4 separate regions of the Homo sapiens genome follow, and all the other regions are linked to region 2. Evidence: chromatin loops called from intact Hi-C (ENCODE). Cell type or tissue: GM12878. All regions are shown on one strand. Region 1 overlaps PDS5B (PDS5 cohesin associated factor B). Region 2 holds the start of KL (klotho). Region 3 holds the start of LINC00423 (long intergenic non-protein coding RNA 423). Region 4 overlaps LINC00423 (long intergenic non-protein coding RNA 423).

Region 1 (8,000 bases), 370 kb after region 2:
AAAAAGAAAAAAGAGGCATTTAGAATAAGACTCAAAAATTCATCAGAAAAACCAAATACTTAACATTTTTCAGCTAGGGAATAATGCACAAAGACCCTAATTTCAGCTCTTTTACAGTCTTCTCATAAATTGTCCTGTTAGAAACAGAACAGATATGTAGCTATTCTTTAGGGAGAATTTCTCGTTACCCCCAAAGCCCTGAAATAGGTCCTTGATTATGCAAACTGAAAGATCCCCAAGAGAGATAAATAAATTGTACAGTAGCAGTCTTAAGTTAGACTTCCTCGTCATGAGAATGCCAACAAGACATCTAGTACGGGAGAGCCACAGCCACTATCAAACAAATGGAATCATTCCTTAAACCAATTAAGTATCTCCAAATGAGAAATTCACATTTAGAAATCAAGCTAGTACCTGGGTATACAACTACATGGACCAGCTCATGTTATCTACTTTAAGTCTCCGACCATTCTCAAATCTTACAATTCAATACCACCTTTAAATGACAAATATTGCCCTCTACCTCCCTCATCCTAAGATTCTTTCACCAATCAAAATTTAAAACAAGCATGCCCAAAACAGGTTGCACATCCTCTACTTGAATTGTGGTAGACTTGATCAAATAAGCACATTCCTCACTTCAGTTATCAAGAACTCCATGAGTCCAAGAACCATGCCTGGGTTTTTTTCACCACTGTAAATCCAGTTCCTGACACATAAGTAACAGCAAGACTTATTAAGTGAAATAAATATAAATTGCCTGCCATTTTTTCACACTGTGGATTAATAATCTTTCTATGGACTCATTCTCTAACCCATAGTTTCCACAATTATCTTTTTTTTGTTTTGTTTTCTGAGACTCTCGCTGTGTTGGCCAGGCTGGAGTGCAGCGGCGCAATCTCACTCCATCCCCCACCTCCCAGGTTCAAGTGATTCTCCTGTCTCAGCCTCCACAGTAGCTGGGGTTACAGTCATGTGCCAACACAGCCGGCTAATTTTTGTATTTTGAGTAGAGATGAAGTTTCACCATGTTGGCCAGGCTGGTTTCGAACTCCTGACCTCAGGTGATCGGCCCACCTCAGCCTCCCAAAGTGCACAGGTGTGAGCCACCGCACCCAGACTCCACAATTATCTTTTATTGTTGCTGTTTTTAATTCCTACCTGATCTGCCTTATAAACATTCAGTATCTTTTGCACAACTCTAATTACTTCATGCTTTCTACCAGCATTTTCCTAAAAAGATTACTCGTGCTATTCCCCTTCTCATCTTTTAAAGATTTTGCATTTATATAGTTTTACTTACAATTACTGTAACCAAGTACCACATGTCTTTTGTACCTTTCCATTAAAATTTTGTTCACTGAATCTTTTTTTTTTTTTTTAATAGAGATGGTCTCACTCAGCCCAGGCTGGAATGCAGTGGTGCCATTTTGGCTCACTGCAACCTCCGCCCCCCGGGGGTTCAAGCACTCCTCCCACCTCAGCTTCCCAAGTAGTTATGGGATTACAGGTGCACAGTACCACACAAGGCTAATTTCCTTTTTTTTTTTTTTTTTTTTTTTAAAGTAGAGACAACGCCTTGCTATGTTGCCCAAGCTGTCCTCAAACTCATGAACTCAAGTAATCATCCTGCCTCGGCCTCCCACAGTGCTGGGATTACAGGCCTGAGCCACTGCGCCTGGCCTGTATTTTCTTCATAACAATGTATAACACAATTTATAACACAAATATAACAATTTATATCACACCTTCCATTAAATAAATGAGGATTATATATTATAAACTCATGTTTATACTAGGTATTATGTTTTAAATAATGGCCATGGTCTTCAATATGGATTTTCAAAAGTGAAAAGGAATTGCCCCCAAAATTATAATGAAAGAAACAGAGCTAATGATGACATGATATAAAAAAAATACACACTGTATTAATCTACTTCTTAACCTCAAGACCAGAAAGTTTTTCAAAAATAAGTTCTAAAAAAAAAAAAAAACATTAAGTTTAGCAAAAGATTACTGTAGCTAATGTCAAAGAATCCAAGGAAATCATCTAAATACCTTAACTCCCATTTTAGTTAGAAAGATAAATCAAAGTATCGGTCAATCTTGGAGTTATTTAAATCAGTACTTGCCTTTAGTTTATCAGGGGATGTGTAAGGAGCTTCAGGAGCATAAATCCTGAAAATATCAGCAAGGCAGCAGGCTACCAGTAAGCGAACATCTTTATCAGGATGCTTGAGAAAAAAATCTGAAGCAAGATGTAAAGCTAGGTTTAAATAAAGCTCCTTTTCTTCTTCAGAGTCCTGGTCCATATCCATAAAAGTTTTCACAACCATCTATACAAAAATAAAAAATCAAATAATGAAATGCTCCATGTAAAACTACAGTCATGTGAAATAAAGGTCATGTTAATTGCTAAGGTTAACTTCAAATGAATATACTTTCATTTTTCTGCAGAAAGTCTCTATTTGAGAGAACACAATTCTCCTAAAACTACAAAGTAAACTTCTATTTAAAAGACTTACTAAAATATTTTTTCATTTACCCAAAATATCTGCTAACCAGATTTTTAAAGATTAAATTGCCCTTATGTAGTAGTCATTATTGGAAGAATTCCAATAGAATATTTGTGGAAACTTCTGGTCTCACTTGTACAACTGGACTAAAAGGAGTATGTCCTTAAGAATACCATCTTTTTTAAAAATAATATTTCTAATCCTTTCATGAGAAGAAAAAGTATATGCCTAAAGAAAACCCTAAGATGACAATTTAATTTTCCATTTAAGTCATTAAACCACTCCAGTCACATGGTTTTATTTAAGAAAGGATGTCAAAGATGCATCCCTCAACACTGAAAAGCTACTATGAAGTATCTACCACGGCATCCAACAAAATATTTCTTGTGTGGCAGTAAAAGAGAATATGATGTGGATAATTCATTAATTCAGTTGCACATGTGAGTTAAGACAAAGGAAGCTAAAAGAAATGGTTCTTTTTTCAAAAATATTTCTATAAAAGGTGAATAGAAAATAGAATGGTATACCATGAATTCTCAGAAGAGCTTTCTCTGATTTCAATATTAGTAATTACAATGATGATCTCAGTCTGCACTATTCCTACTTTAAATGAAACAAAATTGCCTAACTTGACAGGAACTGACATTTAAATACAACTCCAATGGAAAGGTGACCATCCAGCATCCACTAGGTGGTGCTGCAAATACTAGGCAACAAGTGGGGCTGGCCACAAAGTATCAATGTTAAATGTCTTGGTCCTTTATGCTGCAACGATTTCCACTTGCCATCCAGCTAGACTTCTGAGTAACAAATGGCTCGATTTCTACTGAATTCTCAGAGCAGCTGTGGAAAACACTGCTCCTCACAGAGCAGCCTCTCAGTTCTATTATGCCAGATACCAGAACCAACAGTAGACTAATCCTTGCAACCTGGCACTACATTTAGATTAAGGGTATGATGTCTGGGTCTTTTAGCTTTTTTATTTTATTACTTTTAAGATTTATGCTTTGATTGCCTATATGTTTAGGAAAAACCACAAAGGGTAAAAAAGAACTGCATGCATGTAACTATTTATTTCTGTAGCTCTCTTAACAAAAGATAAGAGATTAAGCATATTTTGAATAAAATGTTACAGGAAAAAAAATTTTATAAACAGTATCACCTTACACGTTAACAAATTGTTATAATGTATAAAACTTACATGGGTATTTGTACATATCATCCTACATAATTTTTTCATATTTTTCTAAGAAGGAGGATGCTAAAAATGGAACTATAAATTAGGAAAATAAATGAGAAAAAAGTATAACTGGATTACTGCTAGACATAAATGTCTACAAAATAATGAAAGCATATTACAAACATTAAATATGAGTACTGAGGCAATCATTCCACCAACAATAACCACAAAGTTTGTTCAAGGTCCAGAAAATGGGAATTCCTCACTACTGTCTACAACTCAAATGCTGTTATAAAACTCATTAATAACTCATGAGTCCTCCAAATTAGGAAAGAAATCTGAGAAAATAACATCTCTAAAAGACACTAATGCTGATCAGTTTTAAGTGTAGGCTCTGAGTTCAAGATTAGTTTCTCAACAAACAACAGGAATGCTCACTTAGTATAAACAAATATAAGGTAATAAATGTATTAGTTTCTCTAAAAATGCAATAGGTCAAGAGAAGGTAAATACATAGAAAATGAAACATGTCATATATAGAAGGGATTCATAGCTTGACTATTCTTAATAAAATACACACCAGTTCCCAACTAGATAAAATATCCACCTATTAGTAAATTTAATCTGCTCAAAGATGATTTTCCTTTGAATAAACATCTGATATCTGACATTCTGATACTTTAAGTATAAACACATACATGTACAATATTAAGACTTTATGTGAAATTTATGATAGTATTAGCATCTTTTTCTCTTTATAAAAATTCTATACACCATGTAGCAATAAAGAAGAGTATTTGTTTTTAAGCCCCTGGATCTTCAATGATTAATTTGGGAACATTTTTCAGCCCTGACATCCAGATAAATAATAATATATCAAGCAACATAAATATCTAGGTAGATACAACCTCGATCGGAAATGCTCAAAAATAAAGACCATCTAAACTAACTAATAGACCAGCTTAACATTCTCCTTGAACACTATGCTTCTTTATCCATTTTAACAATTACAGAGATCACCACCACCCTAAAGGAAAAGGTGAAAATATTATTCAAACACATATGAAGAGGCCCTAGCCTCATCCATAGAAGTTCACCAGCAATCTTGATTCATTACTACATGTCAGAAGCAGAGGAAGAAGCTTAAAGTGAAGCCCTTTGACCTACTTTGAAAATAACTTACAAGAAAGTAGTACACAGCCTAATTACTCAGTATAAAGACCTAAAACTCCCTTAAAGTGGTTGTCTTTAGAAACTATATAGAAGAAAGGAGACAACTTTGTATAGACAATAAGGAATATGAGTATTGTAGACTTGTTCTTTATACCCAAGTATAGGAGATCCTAGAAAATCTAAGCTTCACCTAATTGCTGTCCCTTTAATCATAGCCAAATAATCCCCACTGTACCTTATATACTCTACTCCCTTAGATCTTTTCTATGCCATTTGCTGCTTTGCTTTGCTTTTTTAAGTTACCCCAACAAGATACATTATAGCCCCATGTGATTTCCACAGGGGACCTCTGCCCTACACAGATGTAAAAAAGAATAGAATTTTACTCACCTTTAATCGTCTCACCATCTCCTCTTTAGATATTTTATCTGATATTTCCTTGACCCCAGGCGGATATGTAATTTTTCCATCATTGGTCCTAGTCTTTGAATGAGCCATGACAGAAATATTTCTACCCCTGAAACAAGAAAACTATTAGATGCAAACCAAAAAATAGATATAAACATTCTTAACAAACATAAATGGTAACCTTCCCCACCAACCAAAATTTGTAACTACCTCCTAATTTATAGTAATTTACTTTACCATTTAATGAAAATCACTCTATTGAACATTTCCCCAAATTATTTTTAGAAAAACAAAACTTATTTTTACTTTCATTTCCTCAGTGGCAAGCTTTGTTATTTGTCCTAACCCTCCAACTAAAAATAATAATAATAATAGTAAGCTAGAGAAAAATAAAAAATAAATACTTTTTAAAAGCACCACAAAGTACTCAAACTAAAACCTAAGAGAAAATAGGAATCCAGGGAAGTAAGTGGGAACACTGGGACATTATAGCTACTTATACTCTGAAAGCATTTTTCATTTCTGACAAATGTGGGATTCAGTTTTGATGGTCTTATAGGGCAAGGGGAACAGAAGTAAATCTGAACATATCAAGGCAGACAGTCAAATAGGAAACTCTCCTGACATTAATGTAGGCCACCACCCTACCCAAAGAAGATATACCTGCAAAGGAGAGGGTAAACTAGAAATGAACACCTCTTTTCCCCAGCCCCACCCCCTAGAGGGAACCGCTGAGAAGGCTGCCTTGGTGCTAAACAGAGAAAGGCAACATGAATACAGGGAAGGAACAGGTAATTAGTTTTGGCCATGGGCCTGCACACTTGCTGGGGCTGACATGACCTAAGTGGCCCAGAGAATCTCAAAACATGAACTCACAGACCCCTGGTTAATAACAGCCCCAAGCACCTAACATAAGTAAATCCAAGTCCTGCCTAGAGAAGGGTGCCTTCATCCTAAGTATCAAAGAATCCCCACTATGATGTTTCTAGAACAATGAGCAAGTATCAAGTCAAAAATAACCAAGCAACTATGAGGGAGAACCAGCAGAAATACCACACAACAAAAACAGACACAATTTTTGTGTCTATCAAAGACTGTAAAACTACTATAATCTTAAAGAAATAAAAGACAATTCCAAAAATATCTACAGGAAACAAAAAAAATTATAAAGACTAAACTAGAAGATTTTTTTTAAATAGAACTTCTAAAAATGAAAAAATACAATTACTGAAATTGAAAATTCAACAGGTCAATGTATTCGCAGATACGAAAAACCATTAAAGGCCAGGTGGGATTGCTCACGCCTGTAATCCCAGCACATTTGGGAGGCCAAGGCAGGCCTTTTGAGCTTAAACTTTGAGCTCCAAAGTTTAAGAACAGCCTGGGCAACATACCAAAATCCCATCTCTACAAAAAATACAAAAATCAGCCAGGTGTGGTGGCACACCCCTGTAGTCCCAGATACTCGGGAGGCTGCAGTAGGGGAGCTGCTTGAACCCAGGAGGTAGAGGTTGCAGTGAGCTGAGATTGCGCCACTGCATTCCACCTGTCTCAAAAAAGAAAGAATGAAGTGAAAGAAAGGTCATAAGAAATTATCCGGAGTGCAACACAGTGAAACATACACCTGAAATACATAAGGATAGAAAGGCCTAAATGTAGCCTACAATTCATGGAAGTTATAGAGAGAGAAGAATGAGAGATTCACTCATGGGATTCATGAGAGTACCAGAAGGACTAGATTGAAGCAGAGGCCAAATACCTACAGAGAATATCATAAAATACCAACCTACAAATTCAGTAAGCCAAACAGGGTTAAATTTAAAATAATAATAATTCCAGAAAACAAACAAAATTTAGAGCACACACAGTACCTTGAAAGGAATAGCATTTAAACTAACAGGTGACTTCTCAACAGCAACAACATAAGCCAGAAGACAGCAAAATGTTATCTTCAAAGCAGAGAAAGAATATAACTGCAAATCTAGAAGTTTACAACCAAGGAGTATAATTTTTAAGTGCAGAGTAAAATAAGGGCAAATTAGCCAAATGAAAACTAAGAGGTGTAAGTATTTATATATAAAGTACCTACAACATTGCTTAGCACATACTAAGTACTATATGTGTATGTAATATACACAATCAGGTTAAAAGAAAAGATTTTTAAATTTCAACATAAACACCTTAAAAGACAATGAAAAAAGTGGATACATGCTGAAAGTAAAAGGATGGAAAATTATGTCATGCAAACACTAAAACCCGTTAAGCTAAATATCAAGTTAAAAAAAAAAAAGATAAATAGGCCCCAGATTCACTCTGTGGTATTTACTCAATAGAAACGTATAGTTTGTCCACCGTAAGACATATAAAAAAATGTTCACAGCAATACCATTCAGTTGCCAAAACAGAAAACACAAATGACCATCAACACTAGAATGAATAGCAATTTGTAGTATAGTCATACAATGGGGGCAAAAAAAAAAAAAAAAAAAAAAACACAGCCATGAGAGAATAAATCATTGCCTCACACAATAATATGGATTAACATTACAAACATCTGGATGGGCATGATGGTTCACATCTGTAATCCCAGCATCTGGGAAGGCTAAGGCAGGTGGATCACTTGAGCCCAGGAGTTCAAGACCAGCCTGGGCAATACAGTGAGACCTCATCTCTACAAAAAATAAAAATAAATTAGCCAAGCATAGTGGTGTGCACCTGTGGTC
Region 2 (8,000 bases):
CCAGTAAGCATGTATTCTATTCTCCTCCTCCACCTAAAATTTCCTTTATGCCTCAAAAAGACAACATTCATTGAAAGAAAGACAACTTTTGCACAAATTAATTATAATAAAATTCTAGTTTAGAGCAATGATATTTTTGAGAATATAAGATAATTCAGAAGGCTTCTATGTGCAAAAGCCGTGATTGCTACATATTCAGCTGGCACAGTTAATTGTTCATTCATTTTGCACCTGAGAAGGTGCATTGACATTACTTGAATGCATAGTTTACATTTTCCTTCTTTTCTTCAACTCAAAATAATTGGCATTGTTAAAACACTGCTATGATTTTGAAATGATTTGATTAATTCTTTTCCTATTTTAAAATTTTTTCTTGGACTTGACTGTAACCTTCAAAAAACAATGTGTTCAAAAAGGAGTGATTCAAGCTGTTTGGGAGATATTTTAACTATTTCTGACTAAATGCACTATTGAATTCAGTAGTATTCTAAAATTTATATTAACTTTCAATCCAGTTGATTATTCTAGTTATGTACAAAATACATTTTTTTGAGATGGAGTTTCGCTCTTGTTGCTCAGGATGGAGTGCAATGGTGCGATCTCAGCTCACTACAACCTCTGCCTCCCATGTTCAAACGATTCTCCTGCCTCAGCCTCCCAAGTAGCTGGGATTACAGGCACCTGCCACCACGTCTGGTGAATTTTCCATATTTTTAGTAGAGACGGGGTTTCACCATGTTGGCCAGGCTGTTCTCAAACTCCTGATCTCAGGTGATCCACCCGCCTCAGCCTCCCAAAGTGCTGGGATTACAGGTGTGAGCCACTGCGCCCGGCCCCAAATACATTTTAATGAAAGAAAAACTTGTAAAGTATTTCTCAAAAGTGCATAGTATATGTAATTTGAGCATATATACAGTAGACAAATCGCTCATACTAATTACTTGGGGAATAAAAATTCAATCAGCTAACAAAGCCCCTTCCAATATATACTCCTAAAGCTGGCCAGGAGACTTTACCACCTGCCCTTATTCTGAAAACTTCTTCATAATGCTGCATGGTGACTACAGATAGCTTTTAACTGGACATTTTCACAATGGAATCATACATTTGATGATGAACCTTAAATTTTCACTGCAGATGTCAGAGTCTGCCACGTTATGTTTACCTATTTTTCCTTATCAGATTAGGATTTGGTAGTCTCTGTTCCATTGGAAAGTGGCTAGAAAGACTGACAAGGAGAGAAAATTCTAGTAGCATGAGTTTATAAAGGTGAAATCAGGCTATTCGGTAAACCAGAAGCCACCTTCTGAGCACCAAGGGAGGGCAAGATGCCATTTTCAGAGATACAGATGAAGGGAACAGGATTACCCCAGATAGCGAAGGGGTAAAATGGAGACAAATGGTTAAATAAAGGGAAGAGCGCGGGAGGAGGCATCTGAGCAAAGCGAAGTCCTGTGCAGGATGCCATAGAAGGAAGAGATGGCATTCAGGCATGGGGCCCAAGGGAGCGTGTTAGCTGGCTCCAGAAGAACAGGTGGGATTTGAAAAAGCAAGGACTCTGTCTTGTCCACACATAATGTCACCCTGTAGAGCATCCATCATGGCACACTGCAGGGGGCAAGGCAGAAATAAGAACCCCAGCAGTGAGGCTGTTCCCATTACCCAGGCAAGGTTGGATGGTGTCTTGCACCTCCATCGTAGTCATAGATAAGGGGAGAAGTGGTTTGATTCTGGACACATCCTGGAGGTAGGTAGAGCTGCAGGATTTGTTGATGGATTAGAAACAAGACATGAAAAAGGGGAGTAGTTAAGATTCGGGGTCCAACAACTGGAAGAGTAAAAAGTCATCATAATAGAGAAGGGGAAGCAGGGGTTTGGTTTGGGATGTGTTCGATGTGACATGCCCATTAGACATCCACGTGGAGAAGGCGGTTGTCTATGCCAGTCTGATGCTCGGGGAAACCTGGGTGGAGACTCAAAATCTCCAGTCATCGGGATGCAGCAGTATTCAAAGCAATGGCCTGGAGTGAATCTAGACAGAGCCCTGAGCCCTCCACTATTTACAGGCAAGGTGAGGAGGAACAAGCAAAGGAGACTAAGAGGGAATCGCCAGGGAGCTGAGAGGAGAAGCAAGGGAGAGCCAGGGCCTGAAATCCAAGTTGAGGAAGGATTCAAGGGACAAGAAGTGATGGCTTCAACAAACATTGCAGACAGATGGGCTGAGACCTGCACACTGATGCTAATGCTCAACAATGCCCAGATTAATATCTCCTAGCCCTACTTCCTTACGTGAAAGAAGTCTTTTTCACAGGTTCCTTGCACAAATGTTTGCAAGAATCTCAGGCGGTGAGGGGAGTTGAAGGTGGGAAATGGGAACACGTGTATTTCCAACTTGATTCTAATCCTCTTAGAACCCATATACAGAACAAAGACTCAGAGGCACTGCTGGGGCTGAACTCCCCAACTACAGTCCCTAGTGCTGATTTCAGGGGACATTAAGAACTTTGTTTCAAGAGCTGTGAAGGCTGAGCAGTTGGTCTTCAAGTCCGAGAGAAAAGGTGCATCCTCCTGGATTACACTCAAATGAGCAAAGCAGCCTGAGCTCCAAGCTCTTTGTAGGAGACCTCTCTCTCTCTGTCCCTCCTCCCCTCTCCCCTCTTCTCCTTCTCTTCTGTCTCCTCTCTCTCTCTCTCTCTCTCTCTCACACACACACACACACACACACACCATTTTTGCCAAGGCTCACTCCAGTATGAGGAACCCACAAAGAACACCAAGACCTCCATTCTGAGCAGGGCCTCCATTATTTGTCCTGCTGTTTGTTTGTTCTGCCTCCTGTCCTCCAGGCCATCAATGATTCTTGACTCTCTAGGAGGGGTCAAGCTTCCCATCATCCCAGGGGATCTCCTTAGCCCATTTGTAAGTTAGTGGAAACACAGAGGGAGTGAGGGAAGGGTGCTAGCCAGTCTTTATCCTTCACCAACATCAGATCCCGGAACACAACTGGCCCCTATATCTGTACAGCAGCAATATCTAAGCCCCAGCTAAAATGCCCTTTTATCAAAATCTGCAGAATGTTTTATCTTTTTCAGGTAAGCTCAAATTTTTCTATTCTCGCTTCCCCCAACCCCTATATACACACCGAGAAAGGTCATTGAAAACAGAATGAAAGTATCTCATACAACAAAATTAATTCAAGATACTTTCTTTGACAATGGGAACTCGCTTCTAAATAAGATACAAGAATGACTAAACACCAAACCAAAAGAAATGTGAAAGCAAAATTAATACTTTACACCAACTAACAGTTTGTTTGCAACATCAGCAAATGGAGCATTCACCTGTTACTAATTTCCCTAAATACAAAGTCCACTGCATTTCTAGGAAGGATGGTTAGTGTTTGGCAAATTTTTTGTGTAAGCATTGAAAAATATAACTGAGAAGTTAATCAGAGGGCCATGAGTGGGCAAAAAGATCTAAAACATGTTGATTATTTAAAACACCAGAGCACCAGAGAGCACGCAAGTCTTTATCTTATAATAAAATGATCCTATAAGTCACTATAATAACAATTGACTACTTTGTATATGCAAGTTTATCCTAGGGACTCTAAAAATAGAACTTGTAGGATTTAAATCTAAAGTAAAGATTTTATGGGCATGATCTATTAGATCCTCCAGCTGATCCATTTATTTGCTTCCAGTATGAACTGATAACTTGCTTATGTTTTCTTCAAAAAGTGAGACCATTCTTCCCATAGTTTTTCTATCACCAGCCATACACTGGTGGTCTTTAGAGTTTTTCAGATCCATAAAAGGATTGAAAAAGTATAAGAATCACCGCTCTAAAACATCCTTATGAAAAGACATACATAAGTATGAAATCACAAAAATCACAATGTGTTTCCAAACAAATCCAACATTCTTTTATGGCCAGTAGCAGCAAACAGGTTTTGTGGAACTGACATAAAATCTAATTTAGCCATTATTACAACATTACCAGCAGCTCAGAGCACTAAGTCACCTCAATAACCCAGTACTGCTCTGCCCATATTATCTATGGCTTTAATTAAAAGTGTTTAGAAATGGTTTTAGTACTGACTTTGTTCAGAATATGTGGCTGAATTCTAAATTTAAAAATAAGTCTTCCAGTAGGCCCACAAGTGATCAGAATTGGGTACCAAAAGTTGTACATTTAAACACTTTTATTAAAATGTTTATACATGTACATAAAATATTTTATTGTGATACAAAACTCTGTACAAAGTGTACTAACAACTGACATGATTATAAATGAATCCCCAAAACAATGGTGCCTAAATTTGAACACTAAGGAGAAAAAAGGAGGAAGAAATACTTGAGACAACTTTACCATGGCATAGCAATATTTCCTGCTGTCAAAATTAATAAAATATTTTGCACAAGGGTGTTACAATTAATTTTATCAGGCTAACAATGTCATAAGTGAGGAACCCTTTCAACTGTAGAGAGCACTGTGGAAATATAGATGTGGTAGAACAATCTATATCACCCTGCAGTTGTTTCTGTGTTTCTATGACTAGCTTTGTTTGAGATTGTATAAAGCGGTCTTCACACCCCGGTGAATAAGATTGGTGGATGCAGTTCCCTGCCCTGCCGCAGAAGGGACCTCCAAACACAGTTTAAATCTGACTCTCCGGGAGTTGTGTTTTGACACTTTCACAACAGTGTGAACTTGTGCCACAAGCAAGACAGATCTTATTGGATTAACACTGAACTCGTGACAGCTCCAGAGAGTAATGCTATCTGTGCGGCTTAAGAACAAACGTGTTTCTTTCATCCACCCTGCTCATTCTCTTCCTGCAGTTACTCCTAGCAAATCCTCCCCGCCCTCACCTCTAGGAATTCCTCTACACCCAGAGAAAGGAGTTTCTTTCCTCACTGCGGAAACCTATCACCGCTTCCTTTCCACAGATGGACTCCAAGGGGCACTCACTCGTGTGCCCACTAAGGGATTTCTCTCCTAATTCCACGCCTTCCAAGGGAAGTCAGAACTGCTCAGTTTCCCCCGGTGACCACATACACGTGTCCAAGTGAAGCCTCGTCTGGGGGAGACTCAGTTCCCACACTTCCCCCTGGCCCCTGTGGAGGCCCTCTGTCTCCCCTGCGTGGCCCTCCGCCTGGCCCCTCGCACTCACCAGGAGGAGGTTGTGCGCCACCAGGTACCCGAGCCGCGGGCTGCCCCGGATGCCGGGGGCCAGGCGCCCGGTGGCGTAGCCGTGCCAGGCCACCACGTAGGGGTTGTCGATGGTGATCCAGTACTTGACCTGACCGCCGAAGTGGCGGAAGCAGAGCTCCGCGTAATCCCTGAAGTGGTCGGCCAGGGCGCGGTTGGCCCAGCCGCCGTAGGCGTCCTGCAGGCGCTGGGGCAGGTCCCAGTGGTACAGGGTGACCACGGGCTGCACGCCCAGCTCCCGCAGCCGCTCCAGCAGGCGCCGGTAGTAGCGCAGCCCCTCGCGGTTGGGGACGCCCGCGCTGCCATTGGGGAGCACTCGCGCCCACGAGATGGAGAAGCGGTAGTGAGTGACCCCGAGCTCGCGCAGCGCCTCCGTGTCGCGGAAGACGTTGTTGTAGCTGTCGCTGGCTACGTCCCCGGTGGCGGGCTGCAGCGGCGACGGGGCGCCCAACGGCAGACTGGCGTTCCGGGAGTCTCCCGGGGGTGCCAGGGGGTGGTGGGTGAACGTATCCCAGATGGACGCACCCTTGCCGTGCTGCTGCCAGCCGCCCTCGGTCTGGTAGGCGGCGCTGCCCACGGCCCAGAGGAAGCCGTCGGGGAAGGTGCCCTGGAAGAGGCCCGCGGCCTCGGGGGCAGGAGGCCGCGAGAAACGGGCCCAGGTCTGCGCGCCGTCGCCCGGCTCCGCACGCAGGCGGCGGCCGCCCAGGCCCAGCAGCACCAGCAGCAGCGACAGCGACGGCGGCGGCGGCCGCGGGCGGCGCGGCGGGGCGCTGGCGGGCATGCTGCGCGGGAGCCAGGCTCCGGGGCCCCGCGCCGCGCCCCTTTATGCCCGCGCCCCGCCGCGCCCGCCCGCCCACCGCCGGCGCGCCCACCCCCGCTCCCCGGCGGGCTCCGCTGGCAATAATTACCTGCGAGCCGGGACTGCCTCCGCCCTGGCACTGGGGGCGGGGGCAGGGGCGCCGAGGGCGAGGGGTGCCCGGGAGGGGCGCGGCAGCGGGCAAGGTGCGGCAGGCGTCGCCCGCGGACGTCGGAGAAAGGCACCTGTTTCTCCCAGCTCCCGGGAGCCGTGCAGGACGTTTCGTGGACGCTCAGGTTCATTCTCTTTGCCTGCCGCGCGTCCTCTGAGAGCAGCCCTGGAGCGGCTTCGTCGGGGAGAAAAGGCGCCGACCAACTTTCCCCGACTTGGGGGCGGGATCCTGCCGGGCCCTAGCGGAGCGCGCCGCTGGGGAAGCACCTGCTCTCACTTTTCTCCCACTCGGAGGCCCAAAGAAGCTCCGGCTGGACATTGCTGGAGCCAATTAGGGACTGGCCGAAATCCTAGAGGGACTGCCAGGTGGGACAGCCGAGGGGGAACTTCGCCGTGCGCTGAAAGGGATTCCCCCTTAGGTGAGATGCTCGCGGGGAGACGCGCCCACCCGCGCCCCTCTTTCGAGGAAGACAAAGTAGATTTATGGGTTGCGTTGGGACTGGGGTTTTGCTCTCCCTTTTACTGTTACCTTTTAATAATTTCAAACCAGCACTCTATCTTTGATTAGATCTCTCAGAATACCCTGGTGAACTTCAAATCACAGTCGTTGATTGTTCTCCTGAAAAACCAAACACCAAGTTTCCAATTTTGAGTAAATCTCATTCACCTTTATTATCCTTTGGCATCTGTGTTACCTTTCGGCTCTGACTTAGCAGGTAATCTGTGCAAAGTTGTGCGCACAGGTCTGCTGGAGCGGGAGGTCCCTGGGTCGCACATTTGCCATCTGAGCTGTGGAGGGAAAGGGGAGGGAGAATTTAGCCGGAACACCCATTCCCATCCTCTACAATACAATGGAGCCATGACGTTTTTCCTGTTGCCAAAGAGCCCTTTTGACAGAAGTTGCAGAGCCACAGTGTCCATTTGGATGTGGGTAGATAGGATTGTGGCTAACCGAAATACAGTTGGTGGAGACTGAGAAGGTCTAGGCTCCACCTTTGTGATTTGGGGCAGGAAACCTCTGTAAGCCTAAGTTTCCTCCTCTATAAAATAAGGATGTCCTGTCTGCCCTGCCGCCTCAGAGGCTTGTGAAGTCCAGTGAAAAACTGCGCAAAGGTGACTCAAAGACAGAAAGCCCAGACAAGTGAAGGATCTTGCTAATATCCCTACCTCCCTACCCAGTAAGTCGTGCCTTAGTTTCCTCACCCGTACACGTGTGTTGAATGACCAAGATCCTCACAGAGGTGCATCCATTCTCCCCCAGTGATCTATCTTCCCTGCATTATTTAATACAAATTTAAAGGCAATAACATTTTAAATGTTGCAGATGAAGGTGCTTTTATTAATTCCCCTGAAATATAAGCACAAATTTATTCCAGTATTTTATGAAATATTCCCAACTCCAGCCAGCATATATTACCATGATTAGTAAGATTAAGTCTTCAGATTGAAACAGAGTTACTGCCATTCTGTTAAATATAGCATTTACATTTTTTCAATAAATACGAAATAGCAAACCATGACACTTCAGCAATTTTAAAAAATTACAGCACACAACTTCACTGTCACGCTGTCTTCCAGCTAAATTTAAAAAGCTACGTCTACATGGAGTATCACATTTCCCTTCTAGAAGTGAAGATTGGAGTGTCTGTTGGGTTGTAGCTTGTTAAGTTTCAATTAGAAATGCTTCATGGGTCTCATGGAAAATCGCTTAAGCTAAGTATTCATTTATTGATGTATGGTCTGTTTGCTCAGGGCAGATTTTATCTATTGCTATTTTTACTTGACCAGCAGCATTTTTTAAATTTTAAAGCAGTGATTA
Region 3 (8,000 bases), 110 kb after region 2:
AACCTGCATGCTATGGTCTGAATGTTTATGTCCCCCAAAATTTCCTCTGTTGCAATCCTACCTTCCAAGGGGATGGTATTAGGAGACAGAACCTATGGAACATGATTAGGTCCATGAGGACAGAGCCCTCATAACCAGGATTAATGTCCTTATAAAAGAAACTCCAGAGAACTTGTTTCCCCTTTTACCATGCAAGGACACAGTAAAGGCACCATCTATGAACCAGAAAGCAAGCCCTCACCAGACACTAAATCCACCAGCACCTTGAGGTTGGACTTCCCAGCCTCCAGAGCTGTGAGTAATACATTTCTGTTGTTTATAAGCCATCTCCTGTCTATGGTATTTTGGTATAGTCGCCTGAACATGCTGAAACACTACATCATGGCATGGTTGTGAGGATCCAATGATTTAATCTTTACAAAATACTCAGAACAATGGCTGGCACATGGTGAAGCCCAGTGTATTTTCTACTATGTTTATGCCACTATGCCCAGTTGCTCATGCTCTGAAATCATCCCTGAAATACCATTCACTCAAAAAAAAAGAGGTTTGTCCAATAAAAGTAAAATTATGTCTCAAGAGGGCTACACCCATTATGTAATTATTATCTAGTTATGTGAGTTAGGGCAATGGAAAGAGCATGTTATTTGGAATCAGATAAAAACTGATTCCAAATCTTCCTTCTACTGCTTACAATCTGGTGTCCTTGGAAAGCTATTTAAAATTTCTAAGCCTCAGAATTCTCATACTTAAAATAGGAAAAATATTGTGTATCCTTCAGGGTTCTTGTAAACTTTAAATAGCATAATGTATATAAAGCTTCAGCTCAGTGCCAGATAATAGCTACTATTATTAAGATCAAGGATTTGGCTTTCTGAGCTTCAAAGTAGTCTTGTAGCATCAAAAAAAAAAAAAAAAAAGGAAGCAATTGACAATAGATTCCTCTCTAAAAGATCCATTGGTCATTTGGGAAAACAAAAAGGCAAAAGCCTTTTGGGAAGCCCCACACTGCTGCCAGAGCGAGGAGGCAGCCTGGGACTGTGACATGGGCCAAGGTAAGGGTAGTGTGGGAGACAGTCAAGCCTCCGATTACAGGTGCCATTTCCCAGGGGTCACCTTAGTCATCAGCCCAGACCCCAGGGCCAGGGCACACTGTGAACCCATTTTCAACTGTCTGCCTCCAGTTCTCAAGAGCAGAACAAAACCATTAGTGTTTAATATTTAAACAAAAACCTTTTATTATTAGTCACTTTAAGCCCGAGTGATGATTATTAAAACATAATGGATAGGGTCTTATTTTTAAAGCTTGATTTTTAATGACGGAGATAGAAATCAGAACTAAAAAAAGATTGAGCTCCCTTGTTCTCTAGAGAGTGTTCTTTCTTCAGGTCAGAGCCTTGGGGAGATTTCCTGGCTCCTCTAAAAGCTGGAGCTGCCTTTCTCACCCCAGAAATCTGTCTCTTTACATATGTAGGCAGAAGAGTGTCCCCAGGAAGAACCTGGACACTTCCCACATGGCACACTAGGCTGACTTCCCACATGTGGGAACTTAGGGCCACGGCCAAGGTAAGAAGCCAGTGCTGCTACCAGCCGCCAGCCACAGCTCCTGAGCCCTCGGCCATGGGACATCTGACCTGCCCTGTGGCAGACGACTCCAGGTACAGGGTCCCAGGTATTTGGAATAAGCTTATATTTTTATGGCTGGTCACTTCTGGGGGGTTTTGTGAAGTTGGTTGATTCTTCTTTATTTACTAGGACAACAGAGCCTGCTCCACACACTGGAACCAGAGGTGGATGAGGACTGAAGGAGGAAGAGGAGAAGGCAGAGGGCCTGGCCCAGCCTCTTCACTCCGCCGACCCTTGCAGGTGTCAGTTCAAAGTCCTGAGTGGAGCTCCCGGATGACTGCACAACCAGGGGCCAAGCAGATTAGCCGACTCCAGTGGAGCAGGCTAGAGACCTATAACTGGGAGTGGGGGAATCCCTTGAATTATAAAATCAAAAAATATAAAATTCCAGGCCAGGCATGGTGCCTCATGCCTGTAATCCCAACACTTTAGGAGGCCAAAGTAGGAGAACTGCTTGAGCTCAGGAATTTGAGACCAGCCTGGGCAACCCCATCTCTACCAAATAGATAATATATGTAATATATGTATAACTTATACATATAAATATTATATATATGTTATAACTGTACTCCTAGGAGTTATATATATTACATATAGTTTTATATATATATATTTCTATATATAGAGCTACATATATATTTTATGTATAATAGTTTATATATTATATATAACTCCTAGGAATATAGTTATAACATATGTACAGTTGTTATAACATATATACAGGAATACAGCTATAACATATATAAATATATAACATATATTACTATATATGTTATCTATCTGTAAATATTATCTATATATTACTATATATGTTATCTATCTGTAAATATTATCTATATAGAGCTATATGTGTGTAACTGTATTTTATATATATGCATAACTCCTAGGAATACATTTATAACACATATGTATAAATATAATATATAGTTTTATATATATATAACTGCTAGGAATACAGTTTAATAAGTCATGTGCATGACATGTGAAGAAAATAAGAAAATTCTATTGAGAAACATAAGATGTTTGACTGCAGGGAAAACTACATCCTCTTTTTTAACATGTACTATATATTGTAAAAATAACAATTCTTTGAAATAAAACTAAATTTAATGCAAATCCAAATCAAAAATCATTTGGGACTTTTTTCTTTGTTATGGAAAAAAATTTATTTCAAATTTCTTCTGAATGAATAAGCATGCATAAATAGCCAGGCAAATTAATGAGAGAGCATTTGTCCTATTGGATATTATAAGCATACAAGTATAAACATTAAACCATTATATAATAACAGAAAGCCCAATAGCACAGAATCCATAATTCAGAAACAGACTCATGTGTGTGTGAGAACTTGATATATGATCAAGGTGGACTATCAACAAAATGGGTTGGATAAACTGACTAATCATTTGGAAAAAATAGAAATAACAAATCTCTATGCCCAAATTAAGCTTCAGAAGGAGCAAATACCTAGACATAAAAATATACATTTTTATTAAAGTACTGAAATAAAACTTAGGTAATTGATTTATAATCTTAGCACACAACTTTTTAGATGGTCACTTGACCCTATGTATTAGTATTTTAAAGTTTGAATCAACAATTCCATTCGTGGGATTTTTTTTCCCCCGAAGCCATAATGGGTCAAGGTGACAGAGAAAGATATACAAGTCTGGTCATTAAGCATTTTTGTAATGGTGAAAAATTGGAAACAACTTAAATGTTGATTAAATAAATTATAGCATACCCATACAATGAAACCCAAACAGCCAATTAGAATAATGATATATCACCACACTGATACTCCATTGCCTGAGCACTGTTGGTAGGAAAGCCTGCTCCTGTTACAGCCCTGACAGCAGTTTATGTCTATGCCTGCTGATCCATCCTCACCAACACCAGGGGGTGTTGTTCACATGCTTGTTATCTAGAGCTGTCCTTTCTGCCCATCAACAGACAGTTCTGCCCATGGGCACAGGCAATTGGTCTCAACTGCGCATGGTTTGCCCTGTAATGCCCTCCAAATGACCAGCTGAAAAGATTGATAGTCTAGAGCAGAGGACCTGCGGCACCTGATCCACAGACCAGACAGTTAGGAGGCTTCTTTGTCCTCCCAGAAGTGCAGGCAAAGTTTTGGTGTTCATCAAATGAGTGATCAATGACAGGTTATCACACCTACTGCAAAAATATATGGCACTTCCCTCTCCACCTCCACAGTGGGCTGTGAAAATTAATTGAGTTCAGGCTGTGAAAAACTTAAGCTGCTACATGAAATGCAAAATCATTAAGCTTCAGAGATTGTAACATTCTGCTTGTGGCCTTGGGACTGAAACACCAGATGTCATGCCCAATAATGACTTCACTTTTCATCCAACTTCAACAACTCAAGATTGAGCGCATTTTGGGTTTTGACCTTGCACTGCTATACTGAGATTCAGCAGAAGTTAACTACCCGCAAGACTCCCTCCAGAGAACTGAGGCCTCAGGATCATCTTCAACACCTTCACCCAGAGTACGGAGACAAAACCCTTGCCACATAGACCTGCCACACCACAATACCAGGTGGAGATGCACCGTTGCTTGAGTTGGTGAGTGAGAAGGGCCATTGCTTGTGTTATCTGAGGGCTGTGGAGGAAAGAGAATTAGGTAAGTTCATTTAGAACTAACTAGAACACTTTTCAAAAAGATGTCTCAGTGTGGGGCATAGTTAAGACATATATTTCAGAGTAATCATCTCCAAATGAGTGATTTTTGTTTTCTTGCCTATTTCCTGATTTACTTGAGTTGTCCTGGCTCAAGGAATAAAGAAGGCATTTATACAATAAAAGTGGTGTGAGTCACCCTTTCTAACCTTTAAGATTGGTTTTCAAACTGTTAAAAATTCTTGTAGGTCCACCAAGAAAGTTGCCATAGAAGCCTGAAGTTACGACAGCTTATAAGGAAGTGGTTATCGATTATGACGGATGGAGAAAATGTAAGCTGCCTATGTTTCATTCAGACTCATACTAGCTCTGGTTAGAGAAATCAATTAAAAGGAGGAAAAGATGAGGAAGTTCTGCAAAAATAAATTCAAGGGTCAACTAGCAGTGGATAAAGACACAACTATGATCTCTGTGACTTCTTTCCTCTTTTATTTGACATTTTTTCACTTCCGCATGATAAAGAAAATAGAGACATGGCATGCTGGAAAGAAAACTAAAGCTATTTCTTTAATGAAGTCCACTAACCTCGGAAGGAAGACTGAAGTATTCTTGTGGCTTCAACAGACAAATGATAGTAGCTGCTAAGACAGAAACTGCTTGGAAAGACTATTGATTTTAGATTCAGAGAAAATGAATAAGGAAAAGTTTAAGATTGATGAGAAAGGTATACAATGTGCTACGAGAATTTTTTCTAAAAGTCACGTTTAAAAAAACGAGTTTATAGTGGATTTTAGGTTAAATTCCTTTAATAAAGGGTTACATGTTTCCTGACTATGTATAAGAAATTCATGAATGTGACTCTAAGAGACTTGAATAAAAGGACCCACATGTCTTTTGCCCTGTGATGGCCTGCCTAAATTGCAGGGCTATAAAAAGGAAAACCACCTTTAAAAGCTTCAACCCTAAGTTGACTTTATCTTATAGAAGAAAGAATTTCATGTGTATGCTAAATATATACATATAGCATATAATGTATATATAATTTCCTGATAAAATCTTCTGTTTTAGTGTACTTGCATCTGGGTACATAACCTCCCCACATCTCTTTGGTATTCTTATTTGTTCTGCTTTTCCATTTTACATATTTTCCCCAAGTGCCAAACATTAATAAAATTGCTAGCATTGATTATTTTTCCTTCACTAATACATCCCTTTGAGCCTATTTCCCCAGAAACAAATAACTAGAGACAACCTATCCTTTGCTGACACATGAAAATCCTATAATTGCAGACAGGAACAAAGATTCTAAAGGAAGTCTCTGTCTTCAGTTCTTAGATTATTGTCCCCCCATCTTCTAGCCCTCCCCTCATCCCCATTCATCTGACCCCTGTTCTGTTGTGACAGATTGTTATAATAATGACAGTGAATCATGGCTTTCTGGGTCTATGTCCCTTTGATCCTTCCATTAAAAGATGGAGTCTATTTCTCCACCTCTTGAATCTGGAAGGTCCTTGAAACCCACTTGGACCAATAGAATGTAGCAGAAGTAGCACCATGCAAGTTCTAGAGGCTAGGTCTTAGGACCCTGAGACCACCATGCTGTGAAGAAGTCCATTCTGGTCTATTGGAAGATAAGAGACTGTGTGAAAAAGAACAGAGACACCCCATCTCACAGTCAGCACCATCTGCTGACAGTAAGTGATACCATCTTAGACCCTCAGCCCCAAACTCCCAGGTGACGACAGCCAGTAAGTGAGCCCAGGCAAGACAAGTAACAGAACCACCCAGATTTCCAGCCCAAGGATCCTTAGAGATAATAAATCACTGTGCTTTTTAAGCCACTCAGTTTTAGGGTGGCTTGTTATACAGCAATTGATAACTGGTACATCCTCCAAGAAACTATGTCTTGCAGAAAGAGTTCTACAAAAGGATGAGAAATAAACCATAATTTAACCTCCTTCCTTTGATCTACTCCCACCCCGGGTGCACATTCTCCTGCAGCCTACATTCTGGAAACATGCCATTAAACATTCATTCTTTGGAGGAGCCTTTGTTCTGGCCTGTCTCTTAAATTATTGAAGAATTCCTCTTATGTTCATTTTTCTGCCTGTTAAAAACGTTTGAGGGAGGGAAGAAGTAAGATGGCTTAAGTTGAACTCCTAGAAGGCAGAGGCAAGATACTCAAACATCGTTTTGTATATTCCCAGGATAAAGCCCTGAACAGTAGGCACTGAATAAACCTTACTTGAAGATAGCAATAAAAGGGAAGGCCACCATCAAAGACATTGGATCACAATCTTATTCAGTACATGCAAATCATCATGTACTTTGTATTAAAAACCAAAATCTTTTAAAGATCAGAACAGCCAGAGGCAGAAACAAGATTGGGTTGTAATACTTTAAGGCTACAGCAAGATGTACATCAAATAGATTCTGCTACATTTTCAGCAAACTCCCTTTTCAAATATGAAGTACATTAGTAATTTGCCGTGAGGGGGAAAGCAAATCATAACAGCATCTTGATGTAAGAGGAAAGTACACTTATGGGGAAAGTGCTGGACGTTTCTTTCAGTGAGGAACTACGTACAGGATTCAGAATTCCCAGGATTTGAAAGTTGTGCTGCAGAAGCACCAGTTAGAACTGAAAATCTCCTGGGTTCCTTTAATAATACCACAAACCAAAGTGAACTAAACTTCTGGGAGGATTCTTCTGAGCAAATCCATGTTTCATAGAACAAAATCAAACATGCACAGCTTCCACCTAAGTTCACCAGATTGTGCTGCACACATGATGAATAATTCAAAAGTAACAGACAAGTGATTTTTGTCAACTTTATGGCCTTGGTTCGTTGTTTTGTTTTGTTTTGTTTTGTTTTGTTTTGGGGTTTGCTTGTTTGTTTGTTTGTTTTTTGAAATGGAGTTTTGCTCTTGTCGCCCAGGCTGGAGTACAGTGGCGTGATCTCAGCTCATTGCAACCTCTGCCTCCCGGGTTCAAGTGGTTCTCTGCCTCAGCCTCCCAAGTAGCTGGGATTATAGACATCCGCCACCATGCCCTGCTAACTTTTTGTATTTTTAGTAGAGATAGGTTTCCACCATGTTGGGCAGGCTGGTCACGAACTCCTGACCTCAGGTGATCCACTTGCTTCGACCTCCCAAAGTGCTGGGATTACAGGCAGGAGCCACAGCACCCGGCCCTATGGCCTTGGTTCTTTATCAGTCTACTAGACTTTGAATGCTAAACCAAACAAGGAGGTCACACAAACATCTAGAAGCAGTATTCAAATCTAGACCACTATTGAAATTGGCTTAGTCCAGTTGAAATCAACTCCAAGTTTAAATGACCTGAGTCAGGAAATTATTTTGGGTAGCATTTCCCAGCAAGGTGGTCTGATGAGTGAGATTTGCTGTTATTATGTTGTTGGTGCTGCTGTTACTGGTTTATGTTTTTTGTTTTGTTTGCTTTGGTTGTGTTTGGTTTGGTTTGGTTTGGGGCTTTCTTTCAGTTGGTCTTAATGTTCAGAATTTTTTCTGTGCTGCTGCCAGATGTTAAGTGATAGTTGGCTCCCCGACAGCCTGCATTCTGAAAAATAATAAAACATAGGCCACCAGAGGTATAAAATAAATAAAAACCACAAAACCAAGTTTGTTAACTTTCCAGGCAAGGAAGCACACACTAGTAAAGAAATTCACTGAATAGTTAGCAGAGAGGGGGAAAGTTAGGGATTTTTCAATCTA
Region 4 (8,000 bases), 180 kb after region 2:
GCCCGATGATGCAGGCCCACCCTGGGAAAGAGGAAGGAGCTTTCCACCTGGCAAAGGCCTTCGTGGCAGACACTCCTAGGACCAGCACAAGGAGAATGAGCAGGACCCAAGATGTAGAAATACAGATGAGGGAGCAGGAGTGAGAAGGGCTTCCAAGCCTACAGACTGGGTAGATAGGGACTGAGAGGCCAAGAACCGGGGCAGGGGGATTAGCAGAAGGAGCTGGTCAGGGAAAACTAGGGTGAAGGTGATGAGTTCAGTCTTGATATTCCAGCGACAAAAGTCATGGCATATTGTGAAAGTTGTCAGAATTGAACTGGAGTCACCAGTGTTTTTTGGGTTATTTGGGTTTTTTTTTTTTAACAGGAAAAGGTCTTTATTAGAAGAGAAAATTTTTTTCTTGGCATGTAGACTTTTTTCCCTTTCAAATGATCAGCTCTTAATGGGATTTTTCCTCCAAAATGGCAGTAAAAAGGAGTATTTTTGCCATTTTGATAAGACATACACCATAAACAAATGAGTGCTTGTGACCACACAAACGTTGGCAGGGAAGCCTCCTTTGTGGGGTACTGCAGCCCAGAAAGAACTGTATGGACCTCAGAGAGCCTCCCACACTGTTTCTCCATTGATATGGTTTGGATCTGTGTCCCCACCCAAATCTCATGTTGAATTGTAATCCCCAATGCTGGAGGTGGGGCCTGGTCAGAGGTGATTGGACTTGGGGGGAGGGTGATTTCTCATGGTTTAATTTCATCCTCACTTGGTGCTGTCTTCATGATAGTGAGTTCTCATGGATCTGGTTGTTTAAAAGTGTGTGGCACCAAAAACAAAAACAAAAAAACCCTGACAAATAGAGCCAGGGAAGGCTATGATGAGAGGATTCTCATACCTAAACGCCTGATAACAAAAACTATCTCAAAAAACTGCAAAAGCCACAACTTTGCACAAAGACCATCACAACCTCACACACAAAAATATACGTCTTTGAGGACATCTGCCCAGCAACCGCCTGTGCAACCTCAAACTGGCGTCACCCTTGTTATTGATCCTTGTACCCAAGGATAATTATCTCAAAACAATTATGTAATCCTCCTCATTTTTCTTTAAAAACCTTTCCCTCCTTTACCTCCCTGGATACACACACAGTTTGCTAATACACCTCTATTCCCATTGCAATGTCCTACTCCGGAATAAATATATTTTTCTTCTAGAGAGCTTCTCTCTGTTTGTTATTTAGATTGACAGTATGTATTAGTTATCTGTTGCTGTGTAACAAATTATTTCAAAAAATCCGTGGCTTAAAACAATACCCATTTATTATCTAACAACTTATGTGGGTCAGGAATTAGCTGGTGCTTTTGTTCCAGGATCTTTCACACAGCTGTGGTCAAGGCATCAGCTGGCACTGCGTATTCATCTGAAGGCTCAGCTGGGGTTGGGTCCACTTCCAAGCCCACTCATATGGTTGTCAGAATTCCATTTTTCATGAGCTGTTGGCCTGGAGACCCCAGTTCCTTGCTGGCTACTGGCCAGAGGCCACTCTCAGTCCCTTGCCATGTGGGCCTCTCCAACACAGCAGCTGCATGGAAGCATGCAAGCCAAGGAGGCCACACAGACAGTCTTCTAGCAAGAGGGACATTACAATCTTTTGTAACCTAATCATGGAAGTGACATCTCTCATATTGCCATATTTGTTAGAAGCAAGTTACTCAAAGGGAATATAATCTTACAAAGTCATCAGTACCAGGAGGCAGGAATCATTAGGGTCTATCTCAGAGGCTGCCAGCCACAGGGTATTTAGAAATGTGAAATTGAAGTTTGAGAGCAAGGGAGAAGTCATCTAAATGTAGATGAGGGTTAATATTATCAAAGGAAAGAGTATTGTGTGTGTGTGTGTGTGTGTGTGCGCGCGCGCACACACAATACTCTTTCCTTTGATAATATATACAAACACACACACACACACACATACACATACACACACACAAAGAGTATCCCTTATCTGAAATGCTTAGGACCAGAGATGTTTCAGATTTCGGATTTTTTCAGATTTTGGAATCTTTGCATATACATAATGAGATATCTTGGGGATGGACCCAAGTCTAAGCACAAAATTCATTTGTTTCATATATTCCTTTGTGTGTAGACTGAAAGTAATTTTATACAATTTTTTAATAATTTTGTGCATGAAACAAAGTTTATGTTAACATGAAACAAAGTTATGTTAAGTCCTTATGTGTGGAATTTTTAACTTGTGGTGTCATGTTGATACTCAAAAAGTTTTGAAATTTGGATTTCAGGTTTTCAGATTAGGAATGCTCAACCTCTAATGTATATGTGTATGTGTGTGTGTATATAGATACACATATATATATGGACATGGAGGATCAGTCACATTTAAAAATAAGAATAGGGAGGTAGAGAATAAATAAAATAGGGAAAAGGAGAACCTAGGGGATAATTCAACAAATCCAAGAGACCACCGCTTCCTTTAAAACCTAGGAGGGAAGTCATCTCCTCCAGGGAGCCCTCTTAGATTGACTGGGACCTATCTAATCCTCCACTAGTTATTCACTCAAAAGAGCCCAAGAGTCTATTATGTGCAAAGGCTACCGAGTGGAGAGGGACCTAACAGAGTCTCCAAGAAGCTTAGAAGTTAGGGAGTAAAGATGAATTGGTAAATAACTTTTTCAAGATGAAAAGCAGAAGTGACATGAGAGTGTTACACAGAAGAGACAGGAATCACCGAACTTCATGGTGGGAGACACGGCTTCCCCTGGGAAATGAGACTGATGTGTGGGTCAGGCTGGTCTCTAGTTTTCACTCCTGTGAATGTGCCACATTGGCTGGGGTCCCAGAACAGTGGGCATGGCTCCAGTTTGTCTCCCCAGCTGGGTCATGTAGCCGAGCTAAAGCACACCCAAGTTTTCCAGGCCTCTCCTACCTTCCTAGGGGGCCTGGATGGTGGCTTGCATGCCTCAACTCCCTGGAACTGCCTGCTGAGGGCAAAATTTCCTCTCAGGCGGTCGAACCAGCAGAAACACAGATGTAGCAGACCACCTGAAAGTAACTGCAGCATTTAGTGACATGTCTTCCACATTCTCAAGTCATTCAGCTCTTAGCAGACACAGGGCTGGATGGAAGCAGTCATTTTGTTCCCCTCGTTGGTCAAAAGATGCTTTTGATGAATCATTTCTTTATTTAGTTTTTAGATTGCATTCCACCTCAGGGGGAAAGCTCTCCAAATGAAACCGTTCATAAGACCAGGTAAAACCGCAGCAACTTTTAAGGCTATCCCTGAAGGTCAGCCAAAAGCCAGATCTCAGATTTCATTTGGAAATCTGCCAGAAGGGATGTTCTTGGATGCCGCGTGCTACCCACAGGGTCTTCCTGCCTCTCTCTGACAAGCCCCCTTGGATACTGCCTTGAAGAAAACAGTTTCTGGAAGTATAAGAAGGAGTACAATTGGTCGGGCGCAGTGGCTCACACCTGTAATCTCAGCACTTTAGGAGGCCGAGGCGGTTGGATCACTGGATTCAGGAGTTGAAGACCAGCCTGGCCAACATGGCGAAACCCCATCTCTACCAAAATATACACAAAAAATTAGTTGGGTGTGGTGGTGCACACCTGTAGTCCCAGCTACTCAGGAGGCTGAGACAGGAGAATCACTTGAACCCAGGAGGTGGAGGTTGCAGTGAGCCAAGGTCATGCCACTGCACTCCAGCTTGGGCAGCAGAGTAAGACCCTGTCTCAAAATAATTAATAATAATAATAATAATAATAATTTAAAAAATAAATAAATAAAGGCGGAAAACTGGACAAAGGAAAATAGCCATCAAGGGTCAAATTTCCCCTAAGAAAGGGTTTTCTGCTGACCAAGGACAGGATAAGGCAAGCACTCCTCACATTTCCACAGAGGAGAAAGGCGGGGAGCAGCTTGCTCTAAGCCTTAAGCAAAGTTGGGGGGACCACAGTGTGACTATCCCTAGCAAAGCCAGCCTCTGAGCTGACCACTATTATGACCTGCTCCCCATCTGCCGCTTGGAGGGACACTATTAGCAATTGGCAAGTTGCCAGTATCCCATTTATTGGCTCATTAATAATTCCTCTGGGCTCCCAAAGCAACCATTTGATTCCAAATAGATCACAAAATTCGCCACTGAGATATCTTTACCCTTTCTGACATTTCATGAGAGCAGAGGCAGAAATTCACACCGGAGAGTCTGGGAGTTGATACTGGAGACAGGGTTAATGTTCTCCTTTCCCCGAATCTACAGGGGCCTGGTTTGCTCTAATCTGCCTCCAGGAGGTGAGCCACCACCCTGGCTGGGCACTGCTCCACTTGCTTATGGTGGTACCTAGGGCCTTGCATCTCAAAGTGTGGTCCCCAGACCAGCAGCACTGGCACACCTCAGAAGATTCTTAAAAAAGCAGACTTTCAGGCCCCATCCCAGACCTATGGAATCAGATCCCGCATTGAAATAAGACCCACCCCACCAAGTAATTTATACACACCCTAAGGTGCTCTAATTTATTTGTAGGAATAAATGAATTTATCCCAAGAAAGTAATCAGATGCATGCACAGCTTGCAGGTACCCATGGGTTGAATGCGTCATTGCTTAAAAAGACAAAAACTGGGGCAGGGCCTGATGGCCCATGCCTATAATCCCAGCACTTAAAGAGGCCAAGGCGGTGGATCACTTGAGGCCAGGAGTTCAAGACCAGCCTGGCCAACATGGAGAAACGCCGTCCCTACTAAAATACAAAAATTAGCCAGGCATGATAGCACACACTTGTAGTCTCAGCTACTCAGAAGGCCGAGGCAGGAGAATGGCTTGAACCCAGGAGGCGGAGGTTGCAGTAAGCCAAGATGGCGCCACTGCACCCTAGCCTTGGGAACAGGGTGGGATTCTGTCTCAAAAAAAAAAAAAGGCAAAAACTGGAAACAAACCAAATGTATTGAAGCAATATTTATTTGAGTGCCTTCTATGTGACACTCAGAAAATAAGAGCTACAAAACAGAGACAGTCTTAAAAATATGGTTCATTTGGGGGGGATGGAAAATTGCATAGCCATTTTTTAAATACCTCTTTAAAAAAAGAAACCAAAACCTACTTCTAAAAGTAGAAGTAGGGCCTCTAAGGCCCTATTTCCTGCCTTCCAGGTTGGCTCAATTATTGTGACTGTCTCTAGGCAAACAGTTCGTGCAGGCTGCTAGGCTAAGGACATTTCCCTTTGCTAAACAAACAAGCAAATGCAGACAGGGCTCAGCTGCTGTAGCACATTGGAATTGCTTGTGAAATGAATTAAGATCCATTTCCAGGGCTGTGCTGTCTGAATGTAACTGCGGGCTTTCACCCCGCCCCCACCTTTCCCATCCCCCAAGGTATAGTCCACTCAATCTCAGGGGCACATGACCCTCTGGTTGTGATGTCCAAGGTGCTCAGTGGATTTACACGTCACTGTGTCCATTATTTTTCCTAAAAGGAAGACAGCTTAGATAAACACCTCCCTTTAAGTCAAATGTAAGTTTGTTCAACTACAGCCACAAGAAGGATAGCAAATTCCGGAGAAGGACCTTCTGGAGAACACAGCAATATTATCTCGCTGGCCCAGGGATGGGTTTGCAACTGCTCTCAATGGCTGCCGTACATCATCGCTTCACTGAGTATTGTCCAGGCAGAGCAAAGTCACTCAAGCAATACTTCTTATAATCAAGGCAAGTGGTCAGCGGCTGCCTTAAAAAAAAAAAAAAAAAGCCTGGAAATACAGTCCCCAGCCAGAGTAAAGATCCTCCTCTGCGACCTCACAGCCCAGCTGGATGGGACCCTGCAGCGCTCTCACCTCTCTGCTCAGGAAAATGTGGCTGCTGCGCGTCTCAGCCCAGCCGAATTTGATCTTGTGGATTTCATGTCTAATCTCAGCCTAGATTACTCGGGCTTGTTTGGCCCGCTCTAGCATGCCTGGTCTCTCTATTCTCTCTTGATTCTCTCCCATCCTTATTCATCCCTCACTCATTGATTGATTTAATTCAACAACCAAGCCCCCTGCTGTGCTGGATGTCAGATGTTCTAGGTGTGCTCAAATGAAGGCCCTTTTCATTTTCCGGAGGAGTTCACTTCCCATGTTGGGAGACAGTAACAGGAACAAATCAGGCTGCCTAGGTGTTCACGATGTCACCAATATTGGGAAGTTACATTTTGTAATATTTTAATAAAAATAGCTTTTCTGAGCCCAACCCCCTCCCACCGCCTACTGATCTTTGGCTCTTAGTTTCTGCGCCTTCCAAATTCCCTCCTCCATAGCTCACCTGGCCTTGAGGCTTTTACAAACTGCTCTGGCCTGCATCCTGGATCTCACTCTAGAAACCACTCTGCTGGGGTCATTCCGGCAGAGCACCCAGCTTCCCCTCTCTCTGTGGCAGAAAAACCTGATTCTCTCCCACTTTGTCATGAAAAGTCCCTTCCCTGCCTGCGTATCTCTCCAGCTCTTGCCTTATAAGTTAGAAGGCTCATTGGGTTGACTGCTAACCAAGCGCCATCTAGTAGAAGACTCCAGGTTTTGACAGTGCAAATTACAGTCTTTTAACGGGATCAGATTCTCAGGCCCCTCCCCCTCTTAATAGCACCTCTGAGCAGAAAGATGCAGTGGAGATTTATCTCATTTATGCTTTGACTCATGACACACATGTGCATGCACGCTCACATATCTTCATACACTCATTTACACATGCACTTACATACACACACATACATAAACACATACATACATACTCACACTCATGTACACACACACACGCACTCATGCATATGAACATCTTCTAGAAGGAGGAAGCAAATTGTGTTAGGTTTCTAGTCTTTCCCTTCCTGCTATAGACAATTGCAATGCAAATATGACAAATGATACAGTCAGAAGCAGATTTATCCTGAAGATAATGAAGCTTAAGCAACTGGGCTCTTTACTTGCACCAGACTGGTTCCTGGGGTGGTCTAGGTGGGGAGTGGAAGTCAGGTTGCAAACAGGAGGCATTTCTGAAAATGTCCCTAAAAATATCTCTGAAGAATGAGACCTGGATATCTAAAACTCTAGTAGTTTTTGTGATTTCTTTTCTTATGCTAGATAAATATTTGCATTCCTAGCTGCTATATGTGAATGTCTGTACCCCAACCCCCCACACATCACATTCACATGGTGAAATCCAATCCCCAAAGTAATGGTACTTGGAGGTGGGGCCTTTGGGAGATGGTTAGATCATGAAGGCAGAGCCCTCACAAATAGGATTATTACCCTTATAAAAGAAGCCCCAGAGAGCTCTCTTGTCCCTTTCACCTGCGGGGACACAGTGAAAAGACAGCCATTTATGAACCAGGAAGCAGACCCCCACCAGACACCAAAGCTGCCAGCACCTCCATCTCGGACTCCCCAGCCTCCAGAACTATGAGAAATAATTTTTTTTTGTTTATAAGCCACACAGTTTGTGGTCATTTGTTATAGCAGACCAAACAAAGAATCTAGCCAATTTTCAGCCAGGCGCTGAAACTCATACCTGTAATCCCAGCACTTTGGGAGGCCGAGGCGGGTGGATCACTTGAAGTCAGGAGTTTGAGACCAGCATGGCCAATATGGTGAAACCCCATCTCAACTAAAAACAAAAAAATTAGCCGGGCGTGATGTCACATTGCCTGTAGTCCCAGCTACTCAGGACGCTGAGGCAGGAGAATTGCTTGAACCCGGGAGGCAGTGGTTGCAGTGAGCCAAGATTGCACCACAGCACTCCAGCCTGGGACACAGAGCGAGACTCCATCTCAAAAAAAAAAAAAAAAAAAAAAAGAATCTAGCCAATTTTCTATTTGTGATTTTATATTTTTTGCTTAAAGAGGCTCCCCCAAATTATATTTGCTTCAGCTGCTACAAAATCTGAACTTATTCCTTTTTGCATTAAAACAGGAATTCTCAGTCTTGCCACTGTTCACATTTGGAGTTGGATAATTATTTGTTG

Evidence for each region. Peaks named below come from ENCODE experiments on the same cell type or tissue, not always from the same donor. Only the 100,000 strongest peaks of a DNase experiment are listed, where the experiment ranks them.
Region 1: a loop joins it to region 2, with 3 times the contacts of the local background. A loop is called at or near these places in 5 of 110 quality-filtered maps.
Region 3: a loop joins it to region 2, with 4 times the contacts of the local background. A loop is called at or near these places in 2 of 110 quality-filtered maps.
Region 4: it touches region 2 in a loop (7-fold over the local background); 3 of 110 quality-filtered maps call a loop at or near these places.

The regions. Positions count from the first base shown.
Region 1 is chr13:32,646,140-32,654,139 of GRCh38, reverse strand. It overlaps PDS5B (PDS5 cohesin associated factor B), which reads right to left. Exons shown (of 35, transcript NM_015032.4): 2 at 5,260-5,386; 3 at 2,133-2,336. The coding sequence starts at 5,367. Among named protein-coding and RNA genes, the nearest start is that of PDS5B, 64 kb to the right of the region's middle. RefSeq lists a silencer at 3,149-3,238 and an enhancer at 7,860-7,969. In GM12878, a CTCF peak has its summit at 3,200 (motif pointing right); a DNase peak (open chromatin) is centred at 3,269; H3K27ac peaks cover 1,034 bases.
Region 2 is chr13:33,014,436-33,022,435 of GRCh38, reverse strand. It overlaps KL (klotho), which reads right to left and starts at 6,013. Exons shown (of 5, transcript NM_004795.4): 1 at 5,177-6,013. The coding sequence starts at 5,995. It overlaps LOC124903151 (translation initiation factor IF-2-like), which reads left to right and starts at 5,983. Exons shown (of 2, transcript XM_047430819.1): 1 at 5,983-6,600. The coding sequence starts at 5,994. RefSeq lists enhancers at 4,988-5,047, 5,256-5,833, 5,834-6,409 and silencers at 5,118-5,217, 5,908-5,977. In GM12878, a CTCF peak has its summit at 4,637; a DNase peak (open chromatin) is centred at 4,655; H3K4me3 peaks cover 2,013 bases.
Region 3 is chr13:32,907,234-32,915,233 of GRCh38, reverse strand. It overlaps LINC00423 (long intergenic non-protein coding RNA 423), which reads left to right and starts at 3,582. Exons shown (of 5, transcript NR_047020.1): 1 at 3,582-4,211; 2 at 4,514-4,597. In GM12878, a CTCF peak has its summit at 3,517 (motif pointing right); a DNase peak (open chromatin) is centred at 3,549.
Region 4 is chr13:32,836,383-32,844,382 of GRCh38, reverse strand. The region is part of intron 4 of LINC00423 (long intergenic non-protein coding RNA 423); the gene reads left to right. Among named protein-coding and RNA genes, the nearest start is that of LINC00423, 71 kb to the left of the region's middle. RefSeq lists an enhancer at 6,823-6,982. In GM12878, no CTCF peak of the experiment used is centred here; DNase peaks (open chromatin) are centred at 3,152 and 5,214; H3K4me3 peaks cover 296 bases; H3K27ac peaks cover 2,616 bases.